Linked DNA regions of Mus musculus: region 1 is linked to region 2. A link is a loop called in an ENCODE intact Hi-C map of the cell type or tissue named here. Cell type or tissue: left cerebral cortex. All regions are shown on one strand. Each heading gives the region's core, and the rest is flanking DNA. Links, peaks and the distances in the headings are about the cores only. Region 1 overlaps Gm33262 (a long non-coding RNA gene). Region 2 overlaps Gm33359 (a long non-coding RNA gene).

What was found. Hi-C counts contacts between places; a loop is a spot of excess contacts. Peaks named below come from ENCODE experiments on the same cell type or tissue, not always from the same donor. Only the 100,000 strongest peaks of a DNase experiment are listed, where the experiment ranks them.
Region 1: a loop joins it to region 2, with 2.7 times the contacts of the local background. A loop is called at or near these places in 2 of 42 quality-filtered maps.

What each region holds. Positions count from the first base shown.
Region 1 is chr2:168,364,160-168,373,363 of GRCm38, reverse strand. The region is part of intron 1 of Gm33262 (a long non-coding RNA gene); the gene reads right to left. Among named protein-coding and RNA genes, the nearest start is that of Gm22704, 33 kb to the right of the region's middle. In left cerebral cortex, for the core only: no CTCF peak of the experiment used is centred there; DNase peaks (open chromatin) are centred at 887 and 3,513.
Region 2 is chr2:168,423,826-168,433,029 of GRCm38, reverse strand. Gm33359 (a long non-coding RNA gene) reads right to left here. Exons shown (of 3, transcript XR_375301.2): 3 at 8,894-9,146. Among named protein-coding and RNA genes, the nearest start is that of Gm33413, 11 kb to the left of the region's middle. In left cerebral cortex, for the core only: a CTCF peak has its summit at 4,465 (motif pointing left); DNase peaks (open chromatin) are centred at 3,572, 4,311, 7,983 and 8,591; H3K27ac peaks cover 548 bases.

The DNA.
Region 1 (9,204 bases), core at 401-8,400, 59 kb after region 2:
TGGTCTGCAGACTGCTGGAGCTTCTCACAGGCTGCCCTGGCAGTGCCCAACATGCCCCTCCAAGCCCGCACTGGGCACACATCGTATTAATATAGCCATAGTAGGTAAAATCACTTCATTTCTTGAGTCCATGACATGAAGATACTACCATTGCTTTCTGGTTATAGATGAAGAAACAGAGGCACAGAAAGACCTACCCACTTATGTAGGTTACCAAAGCTGGCTACCTCCAAAGCTGCCCTTTGTTCCAGATCCTTTTGCCTCCCTGAGACAAGCAGAACGCAGCACTCTGTCAGAGGACGACCCAAAAAAACAGAAGAGCTCACTATACTTCTTAACGTTTGGGGGAAGTTGGGCCTCCCCAAGGCTGCTGTGGCTCCCTACAGTGAACACAGTCCTGGTGCCCCACCCGCCCCACCCGTATGGTTCCTCCTCTCCAGAGCTGCAGGCTGGAAAGCTTCTGATGTTTCTTTCCCAGAGGAGGGGCAGAGCTCACTGCCCTGGGGCCATATCAAAGCAGAAATGGGACATCACCTCTGGCTGATCCCAGTACCTTCACCCCCAAACCCAGAGATGCTCATCCCGGAAATATCTAGAGATGGTTTTGATGGTCCTGGCTTGAAGGGTAGTACTGGGATCAGGTGGGGACAATGAGTGGAGCAGGAAAGTTTCAAGCATCCTTCAGGGCTCAGGCCAGCCCCATGACAGAGAACCATAGCTTCAGAAGCCCACTTCTGTGAAGTAGGAAACCCTGCAGAAGCCCCAGATGGTGGCTAAGAGCCAGCAGGGCACCTCAGTGTTAGGATCTAAAGTTTCCCCCGAAGGCTGAAAATACACACGGCAGCCTTGGCGGTCCCCAGGCGGTGAGAACGCTGGTGGGTTTTATTTTCTTCTCCTTGGCAAGATTACATGTTCTAAATTATCATGGATGAATATGCATCTGCCTCACAACCTAATGAGCTTCTGTTTCTTAGAGGAGTCCCTGGGTTTGCTGGGCCACCAGTTCATGGGTTGATGCAAAGGTCTAAGATCTGAGGCCAAAGGTCAAGGTCTGGCCCTGCCTACCATGTCAACATGTCAGACTCATCTCCATAAATCTGGCTCCTTGTTGGTGGAGATGGTTGAGCCTTCACACCTATGCAGATGCCCAGGACCATGGAGCAAGGTGTGTTATACACCTTAGCTCATCTTAGCTCCCAGGGCCCATGAGATTGGCCTCTGACCTTGGAACGAAGAAGAACTTGCTGGAAGGAGGTCAGGTGCTGGCTGGCATGCAGAAGGCAAAGGAAGAGCCCGGCTCAGCACCCCCCCCCAACCCCCGTTTCCTCAGAGAAACAGGGGCAGTGGAAGGATTGATTTCACACTGGCCGGAGGTCAGACGTGGACTGTTTAAACTGACCTAGGTAAACAAGGGGCCAGTACCACCCATCTTCTATAAGTCTTAGCTGAGAGCTGGCTAATTAACTCACCCATCAGAACTCAAAACAGACTGGTTTGCAAATTCGATTTTTTGCCCAGCTCGTGACTTGTCCCAAAACCGGATCCTTAGAGAAGTCCTCTCTAAGCCCTCTCCGACACCTGCCCCATGCACACCATTTGGGGTGTTCCAGTATGGATTATCTGGGCTGAAATTTGTGTCGCCCAATATGATTTCCATTGATTTCAATTTCTCCTTTAAGTTAACAACAGGAAAACAAAACAAAACAAAACAACAACAACAACAAAACCTATCAAACCTTGCATGGAGGTTTGATACCCACTAGGCCAGTGCATAAATAACTTCAAGCCACACTGCCCCCAGCTCTGGGAAGCCAGTGCTCTCCTGCCCCAGCCTTGAAGGACACAGCTGGAATCCGTGGGAAGGAGGGCTGCATTCCCAGCTCCACCTCTTCCCAGCTGGGGGAACGTCCTCCCCTCTGAGCAGCTGGTCCTTATTACAGGGTGACAGTTATCAGGCCCACATTGGAGGAAGTGGTACTTTGAAGTCACTAACAGCCAGGATACACTTTATGTGAAATCACCATTCTTGGTCCCGTGGGGCACTCTATCTTAATCCAGTCTCACCTGGCACACTTTTGACATGAAAGTCTACAGGGTTAAAGGACAGCCCTGAGTTTGGCTCCTTGGGGACTGGAAAGGAGTCTAGAGTATAGAATGACCCAAGGAATGTCACTTCACAATGGCCCAGAGCAGAGCTTCCGAACCCTCGGCAAGTCTGAGCTCACCTGATCCTCACAGTGGCCTAGAGCCACCTGTTCTCTTTATGACAGCAGTTCTCAACCTTCCTAATGCTGTGACACTTAAATACCATGCCTCATGCTGTGGTGACCCCCAACCAAAAAATTATTTTCTACTGCGTAACTGTAATTTTGCTCCTGTTATGAATCGTAATGTAAAATATCTGATATGTAGGAGATCTGATTTGTAGGAGATCTGATATGATCTGTGGAAGGGTCAGTCAATGCCCCAGAGGTCAAGACCCATGGGTTGAGAACCACGCTTTATGCAAATGGGGAAGCTGATGACAACATACACAAGAGGAAGCACCTCCTTTCCTTCCATCTTTAGCATCGAACAGGGGCTGGTTGGTGAATGGCTTGGTTGGTAAAGTGCTTGGCTCCCAGGTACAAGGAGCTGAGTATAGTCCCCAGAGCCCACACAGAAATGCCACGTATATTGATATAATGGCAACACTGTGACCTCAGTGTGTATGAGGCACACTGAAGGACTCTGGGGCTCAGTGGCCAGACTAGGCTAATTAGTGAGCTCCGGGCCTGTGAGAGATCTTATTCAAAGGAGATGGACAGAGCTTTTAAGGATGATGCGTAAGGTTGTTCTCTGGCTGGCCTTCAAGCATACCCCATATTCATGCACACATGTGCATCTCCACACATGCTTATAAGCATACACCCTCACATTAAAACAAACAAACATACAGAAACCTGTTCCAGCTGGCTCAGCACCTGTGGTGGTCTAAGAATGGATCCTATAGACTCATTGACTTGAATGCTTAGTCACCGGGAAGCAGAACTGTATCAAAGGCTTAGAAGGGTTGGGAGGTGTGGCCTTGTTGAAGGAGGTATGTCACTGCGAGTGGGCTTTGAGGCTTAGAAAGCCCAAGCCGGGCCCAGCCCCTGCCTGTCTGCCTAGATCAGGACATAGCTCTCAGCTCCTTCTCCAGGAGCATGCTTGCCACACATGCTCCCCACATAATGATCATGGATGACCTTAACCCTCCGAAACTGTAAGCAAGCCCCCAATTGAATGCTTTCATCTATGAGTTGGCATGGTCATAGTGTCTCTTCACAGCAACAGAACAGTGACAGACATTGCTCCTCCCTGGACATGATGCCCAGCCAGGTCCCAGGAGGAGCTGCACTTAACAGACACCATGGAGCAGATGTTGAGTACTTTGTGATGTGACCAGGGACGAGGGACCTCTGCAACCATCTCTGCAGCGAGGACTCTGCGCATCCCTCCCTCAGGCTGCCACAAGCATAGCACTCGCAGTGGAAGTCGTTTCTGTGGGTGTCAGCCGCTGTTGCCCAAGCCTGCCTGCCTCCTGTCACTTGTCACCAGGGTACAGTCAGTATCCTCACCATGCCTCTCTTCCTACTGTTGGGAGCGCCAGGGGTCAGGTGTGGGAATGCAGCTCCCATCCTCCCAGGGACTCCATCCCAGAAGAAAGGCAAGAATGGATACAGGCCGTGGGTACCATCCTTGGAGGAGCACCCCACTCCCAGATCACCCTCACCAAATCCAATTTCTTAGAGCTCCGGGGCAATGGCACTAGCTGTGGACTTTAATAGCTGTCCACCAAGGTCCTCCTTTCGGGGTGGGCCTGAGAACCTGAAAATACCCTGCCTATGTCATCACCAGAGCTGTGTTCTGGAGCCTTCCATCCAGGAAGGAGTCTCAGTATCCATCGACAGAAGCCATCTGGCAAATGAAAATATAAAACAACGTTATGGAAAGCATATGGGGGGGGGAGGTGGCGAGACGGTGCAGCAGGTAAAGGCGCTAGCCACCAAGCTTGCCGACCTGGGCGCAGTCCCCAAGACCCACATGGCAGAAGGAGGAAGCTGACTCCCACAGTTGTTCTCAGAATTCCATGCGTGAGCCGTGGCACACACCCCCATACTCATACACCCACAAATCAACAAATGTTTCAGAGAAGGAATGTGGGTGCAGCAACTCTATCTGGGTACTTAGGAGGCTCAGATGCTCCCCTGATTTCTATCCACCAGTGAAACAAAATGTGCTATTCCACACAATGGAACATTATTCAGCCCTGAAAAGGGATAATATATTGTTACACTTTACAGTCCCATACGAATCACCAATGAAGTATGTCACACGCAAGCATCCGGACCCAAAAGGTCACACACTACATGATTCTGTTTATATGGAGTGTCCAGAATATGTAAGAAGAAAGGCCTGGGTGGGCAGGGGTGTTCTGTGGCTGCCAGGGGCCAAGGAGAGGAGGGAACTAGGAGGGACTGTATGGTGGGCAGAGGCTCCACTTGGGAAATGACAATGGCTTAGAAATAGATGAAAGTAGACTTTGGGGTGAGTTAAATCCTGCTAATGGCATTTAAATAAGAGTGGGTTAATGGCCAAACACCACAGATGGTCCCAAGGGGAAAGCCTTAGTTAGGCCCCCGGTTCAGGAGATATTGTCCATCGTAGTAAAGACATAGCAGAATCAGAAGGAAACCATTGCTGCATTGGAAGAAAAGAGGCCTAGGACCCGAAGCCTCGCCTCCTCTGCTCCCCTGACAGAAGCAAGCAGCTACAGCCCATGATCAGAAGATGGCACAACCCCCCACAACAGCACCGCCAGCTGGGGACAGGTACTCACACGCAAGAGCCTGTGGTGACGGTCTACATTCAAGCCATGGCAACTAACATTGCACTCTGTAAATTTCACCTCAGTCTTCAGAAAAAAGAAAGCAAACCGGTAAGGACCCAACCTTTTCTCTTATTACATATTTGTTTATTTAGTGTGTGTGTGTGTGTGTGTGTGTGTGTGTGTGTGTGTGTGTGTGCCTGCGTGTGATGCATGTGTGCATGTGTGTATGTCTGCATGTGTGTGTGCCACATTACACATATGGAGGTAAGAGGTTGGCTCTGTCCTCCTACCATTTGTGTCCTGGGGATTGAACTTGGGTCTTGAAGGCAGGCAATCGTTTCCTTGGCCATTATTAAATATATTTATATATTTATACGTATAAATATATTTAATAAAATAAACACAAATTGATATTATATTTATCATAATCTGATATATTTTAATAATTCATTATTAAATTATTTATTATTATTAAATAAGGTCTCTCTATGTAGTCCTGGCTGTCCTGACACTTGCTAAGTAAACCAGGCTGGCCTCAAACTCACAGAGATCCACCCGCCTCTGTCTCCCAAGTGCTGGGATTAAATGTGTGTACCACCACACCCAGCTTTGTTAGGATATTTTAAACACAGTGGGTCAACTCTAAAGATGAAAGGACCATTGAAGAGTCTGGAGAGAGAAAGCAGGGAGCAATGGCTCTGGATAGCAAGCTCGGCGGGTCAGCTCCAGCCTTGTTGGGTCTGGGCAGCTTTGATCCCCTGCACAGCCCGGGAAGCCTCCTTGCACAAAGGACAGAGATGGGAACACTGATACATTGTAGCCAAAGGAAGGGAGACCGCATCTAGGAGGATAAAACCACCTAGGTGTGGGAAGTGAGGAAGAAATCATAAGCCAGCCTGCACCGAGGTCACCTTCCATCACACCCTGTCCTGTCACACTACGTGCTCAGCTCATCCTGTCTAACAGGTGCCTTGTAGCACATGGAATCCAGCTCAAGTGCTCCATGTGCCCAGCCAGAGCGTGGCCTTGATGGGCACGTGACCCTAAGGAGACTGACCGACCCAGGCGCTTTGTGAGGTCTTTCCGCAGGAGCTGCTCAGTTAGGTCTGGAGAGGGCACCACACACCACCTGAGGAGTGGGGAGGAGTGGTCAGGGATCTGGGGAACCAGCTGACTGAGAAGGGAGAAACAGTCCTTCCACAGAAGGATCCCTGAGAGTGCCCTGCAGTGGCACACTTTAACTTATATGGAGGTTAAGCCAGAAACTGTGACCAGAAAGGAAATGACAGCAGGCAGCTTTCCAGAGGCCATCTTTACACACACACACACACACAAATCCTATACATATACACACACACCATATATACATATATACACACATACACACACATCACACACACATACTACACTTGCATACCACACAAACTTTACACACACACACACACATATATATACATATACATACATACATACATACATACAGATACAATACACACATGCACACGCACATACACACAACATATATACAGATACACACACAACAGATACACACATACATATACAAATAAACACATATACATTCATACACATATACACAAATATACACACATACTTATTCACACACACCATACATACACACACACATATATACACACATACACACACATCACAGACAGACAGACAGACATATCATACACACATACATATACACACGACTATTTTTCCAACATTTATCCTTTCCAGGTGACATATTTTACTGAAGCATCACACACAGGCGAGTGGGAAAGTCACAGACCTACACAGGGTCATCACAGGGTGAGTCCACCTGAGCAGCCAGACCCGGGTCACAAGCAGTAAGTCAAGCCTGCTGCCCCAGCCCTTGGGAGGCTGAGGCAAGATCAGGAGCTCAAGGCTGTTCTCAACCTGTTGGCATCAGAACATCCCAAACCTATGACATCAAGCGACCTGCGGCCTGCAGACCGGTTGCCAAGACAACAGGCACCATATTCCTACCATGTTCAAGGGCAGTCTGCCTCATAAGTTAAAAAAAAAAAAAAGAATCAGTAAATAAAAAAGGAACCTCCCTCCTTCCCAAGAACGGCACGTTATTGATTTCCTTGACACATGACCTTGCCAATTTTAAACTTCAGATGAATGGCTTCGCGTTTAGATTCCATTCACATTACCTGGTTTTACATTGACATGGCAAAGGCTCCTCTCTACACCCCCCCCCCCCCCCCCCGCCCATCAGGAGTCTGTGGTCTGTCTCAACTGGCTCCATCCTGTTTAGACTGGTAAACTCCCAGGGACTGTTTGAGCTTGAGAGGAATGTCCTCTGGAAGTGGGAAGGTGCCCCACGCTCATTTCAGACCTCAGCATGTTGTCTCTTGGTGTCCTGCCGCAGAGGCCCTTGACTAAGGATGGGCTGCCCCAACTCCGTGACAGCGGGCGAAGAGAACAGTAAAACAGCCCAAGAGACCCCTGTGCACTTGAGAGTGGCCGGCAGGTCTCCACCCTTGGCAGCGGTCACCAGTGTCTATCCTGTGACCTGCAGTGGGAAGGAGAAGCTGCAGGCTCAATCATGGAGAGAAGGCTCAGCCAGGGACTCCAGCTGCTGCCTCAACTTCCCCAGTCAGTTCCTGGTGGATGTCATGGTGTTCTCTCTCTGTGTTACTGTTTGTTCTTTTTCTTTGATGCCTCACCTGTGAAGACTCTCTGCGCTGTCTGCTTCTCCCAGCTGCCCGCCTTAAAGGGGCTTCTTTCCTGGTGAATGATTCGGGCATGTGGTTTGGTGATGCCCCAGCCCCGGCTCTGCTTTTGTCTTTCTCTCTCTGTCTCTCTCTCTTAAAACTCATTCAAAATGGAAACTGTTGTAGATCATGGGTAGGTAAGCTGTAGTTAGTTTGTGTCTTTGGTGCTCTGATGTGTGTAATTTTGTTGAAGATGGATAAGGAGAAAAAACACTGGACCAGGAGATATATATAGGATAATCTTGAAGAGAAGACAGTTTTGTTTCTTCCTTCCTTCCTTCCTTCCTTCCTTCCTTCCTTCCTTCCTTCCTTCCTTCCTTCCTTCCTTTTTTTTTTTTTAAAGATTTATTCATTTTATATATGTGAGCACACTGTATCTTCAGACACACCAGAAGAGGACATTAGATCCCATTACTGAGGGTTGTGAACCACCATGTGGTGGCTGGGAACTGAACTCAGGACCTCTGGTAGAATAGTCAGTGCTCTTAACCACTGAGCCATCTCTCCAGCCCCAGAGGCCAGTTTCTTAAAATGTTTGAATGTATGGCCCTCAAAGCAGCAGGTGAGGGTCTCCAATATTTTATATCCTCACTAGTACTTAGAATTGTTGGTCTGCTTAGCCAGTCGCTCTAGAGGACCTGTAGTACTGTGTGTCTGTGTGTGTATGTGTATACATGTATCTGTATATATGTATACATATGTATATGTGTATACCAGGGTGTCTGCATGTGTGTGCCAGTGTGTACCTGTGCCCATGCGTGTATACATGTTTGGATACATCTCTGTGTGTGTGCATATGTGTAGTCCCATTCACAGGTATTTTATTCATGGCTGATACGCTTTCTGTCTCCCTAAAAACTCCCTCCCTGCAAAGCCCTGAGATGAGCTCTCTCTAAACCCGTGGTTTTCAATGTTCCTAATGCTTTCTTATGCTGTAACCCTTTAATACAGTCTCCCGTGTGCTTCCTACACCCTAGACGACTTGCTGCCCGACCCTACCTGCCCTTGGGGGTTAGAGGTAAGGTGGTCCAGAGTCAAAGACACAGACTAGGGAGCGGCTGAGAAACAGCAGGTGAGCAGCAGCAAGCTCCTCTGAGCGCTGCTGCAAGCTCCTTTAATACCCTCCGCCCCCACCCCATTGGTCCCCCAAAAGCATCTCTTCTAAATAGCAGATTCCAATTGGCTGGCATTGTCTGCATCAGCGAGCCTTGGTCTCTCAGGCAGTCCTCAATTAGGTCCTCCTGCAGGTTATGCCTTTGCAACTGCACTACTTAGAAGTGGCCCCCGAATGTTCCATTCCTCCTACACCCATATTGTGGTGGTTCCCAATCACAAGATTAATTTCATTGTTGCTAGATAACTGTTATGAATCATAATGTAAATATTTGTGTTTTCTGATGGTCTTAGAGGACCCCTGTGAAAGGGATATTCGACCTCCAAGCTGGTCTCGACCCACAGGTTGAGAACCGCTCCTCTAAAGCATTACCTCTGCTCTGTGCAGACAGCCTATGAGAAGAGTTGAATGCAGAGGTGAGGTGGCGAGTGTGGGTCCTTTAGCTCTGCTTATCCTCCAGGGTTTCAGCTCCAGCCCTGATGCAGTCG
Region 2 (9,204 bases), core at 910-8,909:
AGTTACATCCTTTAAGTTGAAGGTAGCATGCCCAGCTATTACCACGCAGAGTGGAGCCTCACAAGAAGATGGTCCAGAGCAAGCGACTGGAGACTTTTCACAGCTTTTGGGTCTTCCCTTCAAGGCAAAGTCCTGGTTTTAACTCTTTGCCTTTGGTTGGCAGGCAGTGGAAATGGTCAGAGTGCAGATACGATGGCCGGAGCTGGTGCAGCCACACTGGGCCATGAGAGAGATGCCATAGCGAAGGATAAGAACCCGGTTTTCTGATGGTGGCAAGCCTGCCCTACTAGCCCCATATGCTTACACAGACTGTCAACCAGAAAAAGACATGTAGGCATCACTATTTTGGGATTCCTCTTCAGTAGCTAAACTGCGGGCTGAATTTACACATTTCCTAAGCTTTTCTAAGATGGCTTCATCTGCTTCATAAGCAGCTGACGCTGGGAACTAAGAGCCTTCTCTCGGGCGTCCATTCACCCAGCAACTGTGTGTGTCTCCCTGTGCCTGGCTCAGAGATGCTGAACAAGGAAGTGTCCAGATGGCTTACATTTACAGGTTCCGGCCAGGGACCTGTGGCTTCTCCAGTCTACCAGCCTGTTATTCTTTGGTGTGGCACTGCTGTCTAGGCTGATGTTAGCCTCTGCTTATGAGCTGGTAGCCACCGGCTGACCTATCTGCCCTCCCTTCCAGCTGGCCCATTCCCCGGAGGGAGGCCTGCCTATGGCCATCAGCAGCCTTGCTGTGGTGGCTACTCCTGGTTGTCAACTTGACTTCATCGGGAATGAACTACAATCCAGAAATGGAGGGCACACCTGCGATCCGGATCTCGTGGCCATGAAAAGCTTAGGCCCAGGCAGGGTAGTACACACCTTTAATCCCAGGAGACACAGACAAGCAGATCTCTGAGTTCAAGGCCAGCCCTGGGGCAGAGCAAATTCCAAGTCCAGATGTGGTAGTTCTCACCCTTAATCTGGGCCACGCCTTTTTCTGGAGGCCGACATACGGACACTGAAAGAAGACGACTCACTCTTCTCCACCTGCTTGCACTTTCTTGCCAGCACATCCGTTGGAACCCACTTCTTCAGACTCCAGCGTCTACAGAAGACCAGCTGAAACAACTAGCCTCGTGGGCCTGAGCAATGACTAGACTCTTGGGCTTCCCATTCACAGCTGCCCACTGTTGGGTCAGTAGGACTGCAGACTGTACATCATCTCAATGAATTCCCTTCATATACAGGGATACTCCATAAGCTCTGCGGCTCTAGAGAGCCCTGACTTCCTCTGGCCTTACCTCCTGCACCCTCTGTGGCAGGTGGAACTTCTGTGGTCAGCTCTGCCCTGCACCCTAGGGAGCCTGCTCGGTTTCAAGTTCAGCCCCGGGTCTTCTGCACTGACCCCAAACCCTTCCCCTGCTGATCTTGTGCTTTACTGACTTGTCTGTCTCCGAGCTTCCTGGTGGTAGGGGGACTGGAGGGCAGGAGGATCAATGTGACCCCACTGCCGAGCTCCCACGACTGACTCGGATGGACTCTAAGGGTGACAGGTGAGGCCTGGAAGCCCACTGGTGTGAGATGCTCAAGGGTAGCAGTCCTCAACCTATGGATCCTGACCCCTGCTGGGGGGTGTTGAACACCTTTCTCACAGGGGTCCCACATCAGAGAGCTTGCATTTCAGATATTTACATTATGATTCATAAGAGTAGCAAATGTATAGCTATGAAGTAGCAATGAAAACATTTTTATGGGGCTGGCGAGATGGCTCAGTGGTTAAGAGCGCCGACTGCTTTTCTGAAGGTCCTGAGTTCAAATCCCAGCAACCACATTGTGCCTCACAACCATTCGTAATGAAATCTGACGCCCTCTTCTGGAGTGTCTGAAGACAGTTACAGTGTACTTACATATAATACATAAATAGATCTTTTTTAAAAAAAAGAAAATATTTTTATGGTTGGGGTCAGCCCAACATGATGACATAAAGGGTCACGCATTAGGCGGGTTGAGAGCCTCTGCTCTAGGGGCCATGTAAACCTAGAAGTGCCTCAGCTGCTTCCTTGGCGCATTGATACTCCTAAGACTTCCTCAGCAGGCTGCCCAGAAGCACTGGGGGACATTGATGCAGATGAACCCACTACCTCTGGTCACACTTTCCTAAGAAGAGAAATACACAACACAGTACTGAGTCACATGGTCACTGCCAGTGTGGAGGTGATAGGTGGAGAAACTGTGCCCAAGGGAGTCAAGTGCATTCTTTGGTGACAGAACAGGGATGCATCCTGCAGCAAAGAAGATACCTGAGGCAGCATGGGCACAGTCTCACCTCCCAGGGCTAGCTGCATCTTGATAAATATAGTCCTCAGGATGGCATAACAGCAGCCTTGCCAGGAGCTCAGGGGAGACTTCCTGCCTGGGCAGGGACTCAAGCATCATGCTTAAGCTGGGAGGAAAGGCTCGAGGCAGGAGGCAGAGGCAGAGGCAAGAGAATTGCCTTGAGTTTTGAGGCCAGCCTTGGCTACATCGAACCATAGTATGGCCCACATATTTACAAGACCACACAGGAGCAGCAGCCAGGAAGAGCAGATGTGGGTGCGGTGGGGCTAGGTTTAAGATATGCTGCAGACCAGGAGAGGGGACTTCAAAATGCTTCCATCATTGAAGACTTCTGGCCACAGCTGGCGGGGGGGGGGGGGGTGTTGTCTTTGAAATAATGTGCTTCACTGGGCTACAAAAAGAGCCTTGGGGAGAAGAGAGATGTGGACAGTAACAGGACTGTCTCTTCCTTGCCCCTCTCCACAGGCCTGGGGAGGGACACAGGCACAGTCCCACTGTGAGGGTCTTGCCTGGCGCTGTCCCTGATACTCAGACAGGCAGTTCATACAGTCGAGATGTGTTGGCTCTTGGTTTTGGAAGCCAGGGCCAAGCGGCTATGTCTGGTGGGGTGCTTCTTGCTGGCAGCTTCTCTTGTCACTGGTGGGGTCCCCGAAGTCACGTCAGTTGCTTTTCTTATTGCTCTGAAAATACCTGTCAAGAGCAGCTTCAGGGGAAAGGATTTCTCTTGGCTCACGGTCTAAGAAGCTCACAGTCTAAGCTCCACCTGGGCTTTATGATGAGAATCCTCTGGAGTCTAGGACATTGGGACACTCGTTCCTCAGCTAGTAGCACTGTGTAGGGAGGTTTAGGACATGGAGCCTTGAGGCCGGAAGTACATCATTGGGGGCAGGCTTTGAGGTTTCCAAGAGGCTCTCCCCTCTGTACTTCCTGTTTGTGGTTTAGGGTGTGAGCGCTTGGCTGCTGCTCTCCTCGGCAGCTGCGGAGCTCTCCCACCATAGCGAGCTCTCCCGCCATAGTGGCGATGGTGTTTTCTCTGCCCAGAACTGTAAGCCACAAATAAACCTTTCCTTCCATGAGCAGCCTTGGCAGCGGTGTTTTATCACAGCATCAGAAAAGTAATTAAAACACACGGGGAGGTTCTAAAGACGTGACATGCCATCCGCGGCAACACGGTAAGCCCACCGTGGTGACTCGTGCCGCCAACATCCTTAACATCGGAGGGGCATGCCGGACAGCTGGGCGGAAAATGACTCACGGAGAGGCGAGCTTCCCACCTGGTGTAAAAATACCCTGCAGCTTAGGTAGAAAACCAGATCCTCGCTTGATTGGCAGGTCTTCTAGAGAGACAAAGACACCGAGAGATGAGTGGAAGCCACGGCTGTGTCATTTGGCTTTGGCAGCCACATCTACTGCTCACCATGGAAGTAGAAAATCGTGGCCATAGCCCACGAGACGTAGGAGCTGGTATAGCAGCCTGCTGCTGCTCATAGTCAACTATGATGTCTGGCTGCTGTGGCAGAGGCAAGGGACCCCCACCATCACTCTTGTTACTGTGTGGATATGAAAATCTCCCAAAGTCTCATGAGTTGAAGGCTTGATACCTAGCTGGTGGTGATATTTTGGAAGGTTCTAGAAACTTTTGGAGGTGTGTGTGTGTGTGGGGGGGGTTAGAAGAAGTACGTCACCAGGGGTGGGTCCTTGAGGGCTGTCTGTCATTCTGGGTCATCTCTCTCTGTTTCCAGTCTTCTGGGAGACAATCAGCCCTTCCCCCATGCTATGTCCCCACAGTGTTATACCTCACTGCAGACCAGAGTCAGCAGAGGTCAGGACCATGGGATGACCTCTGAACCTGGGAACTAAACAAGAGAATCCCTCTCTTTTCATGCTCTTGCAAATATTTTGTGTGAGGCTCCAGAAAGCTAGTTAACTGTCACCTGGCAGCTGATACCTTCTGTGGTGACTCACCACACCAGAAGGCAGGATCTGAAGAATGAGTCAGGCCCAGTGGGCAGATACCCAGTCCAAGCATCATGGTGTGTGGATGCCACAGCAGTCCTGGGAACCCGTGGGGCACAAATGCAGATGTTGTCTGGTGGGCAGAGGCCAGAGGTGCTGCCACCTGGTGGGCGGAGGCCAGAGGTACTGCCACCTGGTGGGCGGAGGCATGAGGTGCTTGAGGCCGAGTATGCATGGTGGGTAGTATACCAAGCTGGGCCAATTCTTGGCCAAGAATGATTCTATTAATGTCCTCCGGTAGAGTGAGGGTAGGCAGTCATATTCTGGATGCCCTTTGAGGGTAGATAAAGCTGTACTCAGAAGCCATGGGCCAATACACAAAAATCCCAGTGTCAGGGGTGGGCTGCCTCTCTATGAGCTGTTGGTCAAGGAGGCTCCAGAGACCCCCAAACAATACAGGCGATTGTTGGCTGCCCACCAGAATCCGATGGGCAAGACCCTGTTCCTGAAGAACCACACGCTCTGTTTGTAGGATGTAGAGAGATCAAGGCTGAACTGTCTGGAATCTTCCTTCCTGCTGGCTAGTTTTTGTCGTGGGAGAAAGTTCTATACAGGCTGATGGGGAGACTTGTCCTCAATAAGTTGTGGGGTAACAAGGGTAAGCATTGTGAGCAGTGGCAACTGCAGAGACCCAAAGCCTTGTGAATATGTGACTGTTGAGTCCTCTGTCACAGGGAGGAAGGGACAGAGGGACTGAGAGAGCAGAGGAGAAGCAGGGTGTCGTCATATGTGACTGTGGTACTCTTGAACTCAGCAGCAGGGCCAACGTGCACAGGACACCGCAAGATGGAGTGTCAACATCCTCTCTGCCGTGGAGAGGAGAGGGACTCACGAGGTGTCCTCCCCAGCCCCTGAGGCATTGGCTGATAGAGAAGGAAGAGCTGTAGCCACTGAGTGTGATCATGGAGATAATGCTATCAGAAGTCATCTGGCCACACGTGTACACATGGGTGTACATTCACAGGCATGCACACATGTGTGCACATACATGCACTCGAACCTGCACATGCACACAAAAGCAGAATGTGGTAGTTTGATAATGCTCACATGTTTGAAGGCTGGGTCCCCAGTTGGTGGAACTGTTTGGGAAGGATTAGGAGGCGTGGCCTTGCTGGAGGAGGTGTGGCCTTGTTGGAGGAGGTGTGGCCTTGTTGGAGGAGGTGTGGCCTTGTTGGAGGAGGTGTGGCCTTGCTGGGACAGATGGGTGGGCTTTGAGGTTTTCAAAAGACTTGATCTGGGCTCTGTGTGCTCTATGTAATTGTTGATAATCCCCTGCCGGATTACCACATACTGCTCTCTGTCCCTCTCTGGGATCAGAAGTCAGTTCTACGGTTGTGAGAAGAGTCCCTGCACAAAGGCCACAGCAGGATATCCTAATCCAGACCAGACTCCAAAACCTTTCCTCCGGCATCAGTTTTCTCCTTTGGAAAATGGGCCCAGATATGTAGCCCATCACCTCCTCCCTGGCGCTCAGTGGGTAAGACCATCACCCTGCTGGTAGGAGAGAAGATACTCTAAAAAGATACTGTCTTTCTTTGGCTATTGCGGGGTTGGGGCAGGATTTCTGAAGAAGAGTTTCAGCAGGTTCTAGGCTGGGAGAAGGGAAAGCCTAGAGCCTGGTGCCAGTCAGGGGGGCTGGCTTCCCACACAGAGTTTTCCAGCCACCCAAATCACCTTTCAGGAGAGACTGGAGCAGAGACAGATGGGTCAGTGACCTGTGGGACACACCTCGGCCAGGCCTGCTTAGCCGCACAGACCTCTGGGCTTCTATAACCTGAACTTCAGGGAGGACCTTAAAGATGGAGTTGGGGATCTCTGCCACCTCTCCACTCTTCTCTTCCCATGTGACCACCCTGAGCAAACCTCCTTTCTCTGTTTCCACCGCGGCTGCCTCTTTCATTGGCACAGTGAGGAGGGGCAGCAAGTCCCAGTTTTAGAGCTGTCAGGTCTCAGGCTCTGGCCCTAACAGCTCCTGTTAGGAGGTGAGAGGTGAGAAGGGGACTTGCTACCCCTTGTCATCTTTTTTGTCACACTGCGAGGTGGCAGAGGAGATTCCCCGGGGGATAACACCCTGTCACCCGAAAGCAATGACCTCAGCTCAAGGCTCCAAAGGAGCCAGTCACAACAAGTTGCTTCTGAAGAGGTATAAGCGCAGGAGTGAAATGACCCAAATGTAGACATTTGGGGCCCTGGGCATCAAGCCACGGGGCCTAAGAGGCTGGTCCTCTGTCCCTTGGGAGGGCAGCGGAGAGGAGGAAACTGGGAGGTGCGGCATGATGGGATGCTGCAGGCACCTTGCTGTGTGCTTAAGCCAGAGGACCCAAATCCCCCATGCCCTGTTTTCCGGAACCGCTTAAGGCCTGCAGCCAGGTGGCTCTGGGCTGCTGTGCTCACAGATTCGTCCTTCTGGGTGGATGTTAAGGAGGAGGCTGGGAGGCAAACATGTTTTTTTTGCAAAGCCCTGAGGCTCAGGTGACCCGGAGCCTCCTAGAGAAAGACATGAACTGGGGCTGGAAGACGTAGCTGGGCCCTGCACCTCACTCGCTCTCCCTGGTTGTGTGCCCTTGGACAAACTGCTTGGGTTCCCGGGAAGTGACGTGGAGTTCCTGACACCCCACAAGCAGGTTGAAAAGAGCAAAGAAGCCACACAGAGCCCATGCACTCTAGAGAGCAGTCCAGCCTGGGTGAGGGCTGGAGAGTTTAGAGGTTAGCGTTTCTGACCAAGCCTGCTCAGTCAACGGGTTCTCCAGTGTGGGAGTGAGGATTAAAAAGAAAAAAGACAGTTAGACAGCATTGTAGCGTGACCCCAGTCAATTCTGAGACTGAAGGCAAATTTAATTTTCCCAATCTGCTTTTTATGCCATTTTAATTACATGGAAGTATTAAGTGCGAGGAGTACAATGAGGAATCTAGCAAGACAATAGTCAAGGAGCAAGCAAGACAATAAACACACAGCCCCGTGATCACTCCAGTGATCGCTGTTTCTAAGGATGATCAAGCTATCTGAGCCTACTTCTTTGTTCCACCCTAAAACCAGATTCTTTCTTCCTTGTCCTTGGCCAATGTCAGACTCCTGCCAAGGGGCACCCCCAAAATGCCCTCCACATGTTTCACGCAGAGGCAGAGGGTACTGGAGTCAGCTCAGGCTGTGTAACAAACACTGGCCCCCACATCACGGTGTTGTCTGTGAACCCAGGTACGGGGCACTTGGGCTATTGTGGGCGCTCTAGAGGGTCTTGCCTACAGAAGGCAGGCCCCCCTCCCCAAATCCTTGAGAGGCCTTTACTGTGTTCATAGATAGCAGCGGAGCTTGGGGCCCTCTCCCCTCTTCAGTGCCATGGAGCAGGGTTCCATCTTCACTTCCTCTGTCCTGTTTAGTTACCCCATCTCCAGGTGGGGGTGGGGGTGGGGGCTAGAGCTTCAAACCATGGGGGAGGGGAACAAGGTAAGACCACCCCCAGCCCCAAGTTCTCACAACAGCTAGAGAGCTCCAAAGGTTCTAGAACATTCCTTCACTCCCCCAGCCTGACTCCCTCCCTCTTTGGAGGGCTGGCACACACATTTCTTAGACTTTCTGTGATTTTTTTTTCTTTTTTAGATTAAGATAATTTCTCTCCATAATGTGCATAAGAAAGGGAAAGAGCCCTGTTCCGAAGGCGTTCCTAACTCGGAGCAGGCAGCTCATTCATCTTTATTATGAGGGTTCCAGAAAGAAGCCCGGCAGCTATAACTCAATCATCTGACTCCCCAGCTCAGCACTGGGCAGGATCAACTGCAGAGGCAGGTGGTGGCCTGTGCCAAATACAAAGTCAACAGCCGGTATACACACATGCATGCGTGTGTGCGCACACAAACACCATTCCTAAGACCCCCCCCTCCCCTGGGTACCTGCAGAAGCTGAGCTGGCCACATCCCTACTTTGCCTTGTACCAACAGACATCTCAACAAACCACAAAGAAGCAGGCTATTTTGGAGTTCTCCTGGGCATTCGCCAGGGTCCTTTCCGGCTACCTCTCCAGGATAGCAGAACTCCAGGTCCCGGAAAGGGGGTCCTGATTCCCAGTCTCAGCCTGAAGCTCTGGCTGCTGCTGGAGCTGTGGGCCAGCACACACATTAGCAATTCCTTACGCATACAGCCTTGGCCCTGATCAAAGCCATCTGCCCTGCACACCCCAGCAGAAAGGCTGCGACTGGGGGACAAATCGGACTTAGACATGATGTGCGGCTCTGGAGCCGGGCTGGGAATGTTTAGAACATTAGGAGATGAATCACTAGCTGAGCGGCTGCAACTGGAGGTAGAAGACGCTGAGCGACTGGAGCGTGGCAAGCTTTCCATGGTGACAAACAAAACATTAATTAGTTGACATTTTGTCCTTACCCCAGTGCCTCTGCGTTCTTAGGAGGAAGAATGACACCTGTTGTCAAACCTTCTTTTAAAAAAATTTTTTGCATTGCATTTTAATATGTGTGTGTGTAGCAAGGGGGGGAGGGGGAGGGGGTGTCATAACAGGTTCTCTCTTTCTGTCCTGTGGGTCCTGGGGATTGAACTCAAGTCATCAGGCTTGGTGGCAACTGCCTTTACACACTGAGCCATCTTACCTTTGCCCCCGAGGGTACTTCTCCAGTCTTATTCTTGATCCTACACGAATAGAACTTTCTAGCAGGCCGATGAAAAGACAGGCCTTGGCCCTGCACAGCCAGGAGCTACCACATGCAGTCTACATCCCAGGGAGCTGACTGCAGTCCGGGTACCGGGCAAGGAACTGAAGCTGCTCCAGTCACAGCAGCCGCCGCCCCAGAACCCTGGGACCAAAGAAGAATGAAAGACTGAGGAGCCAGAGCAGAAAGCCTGCCAGCCCTG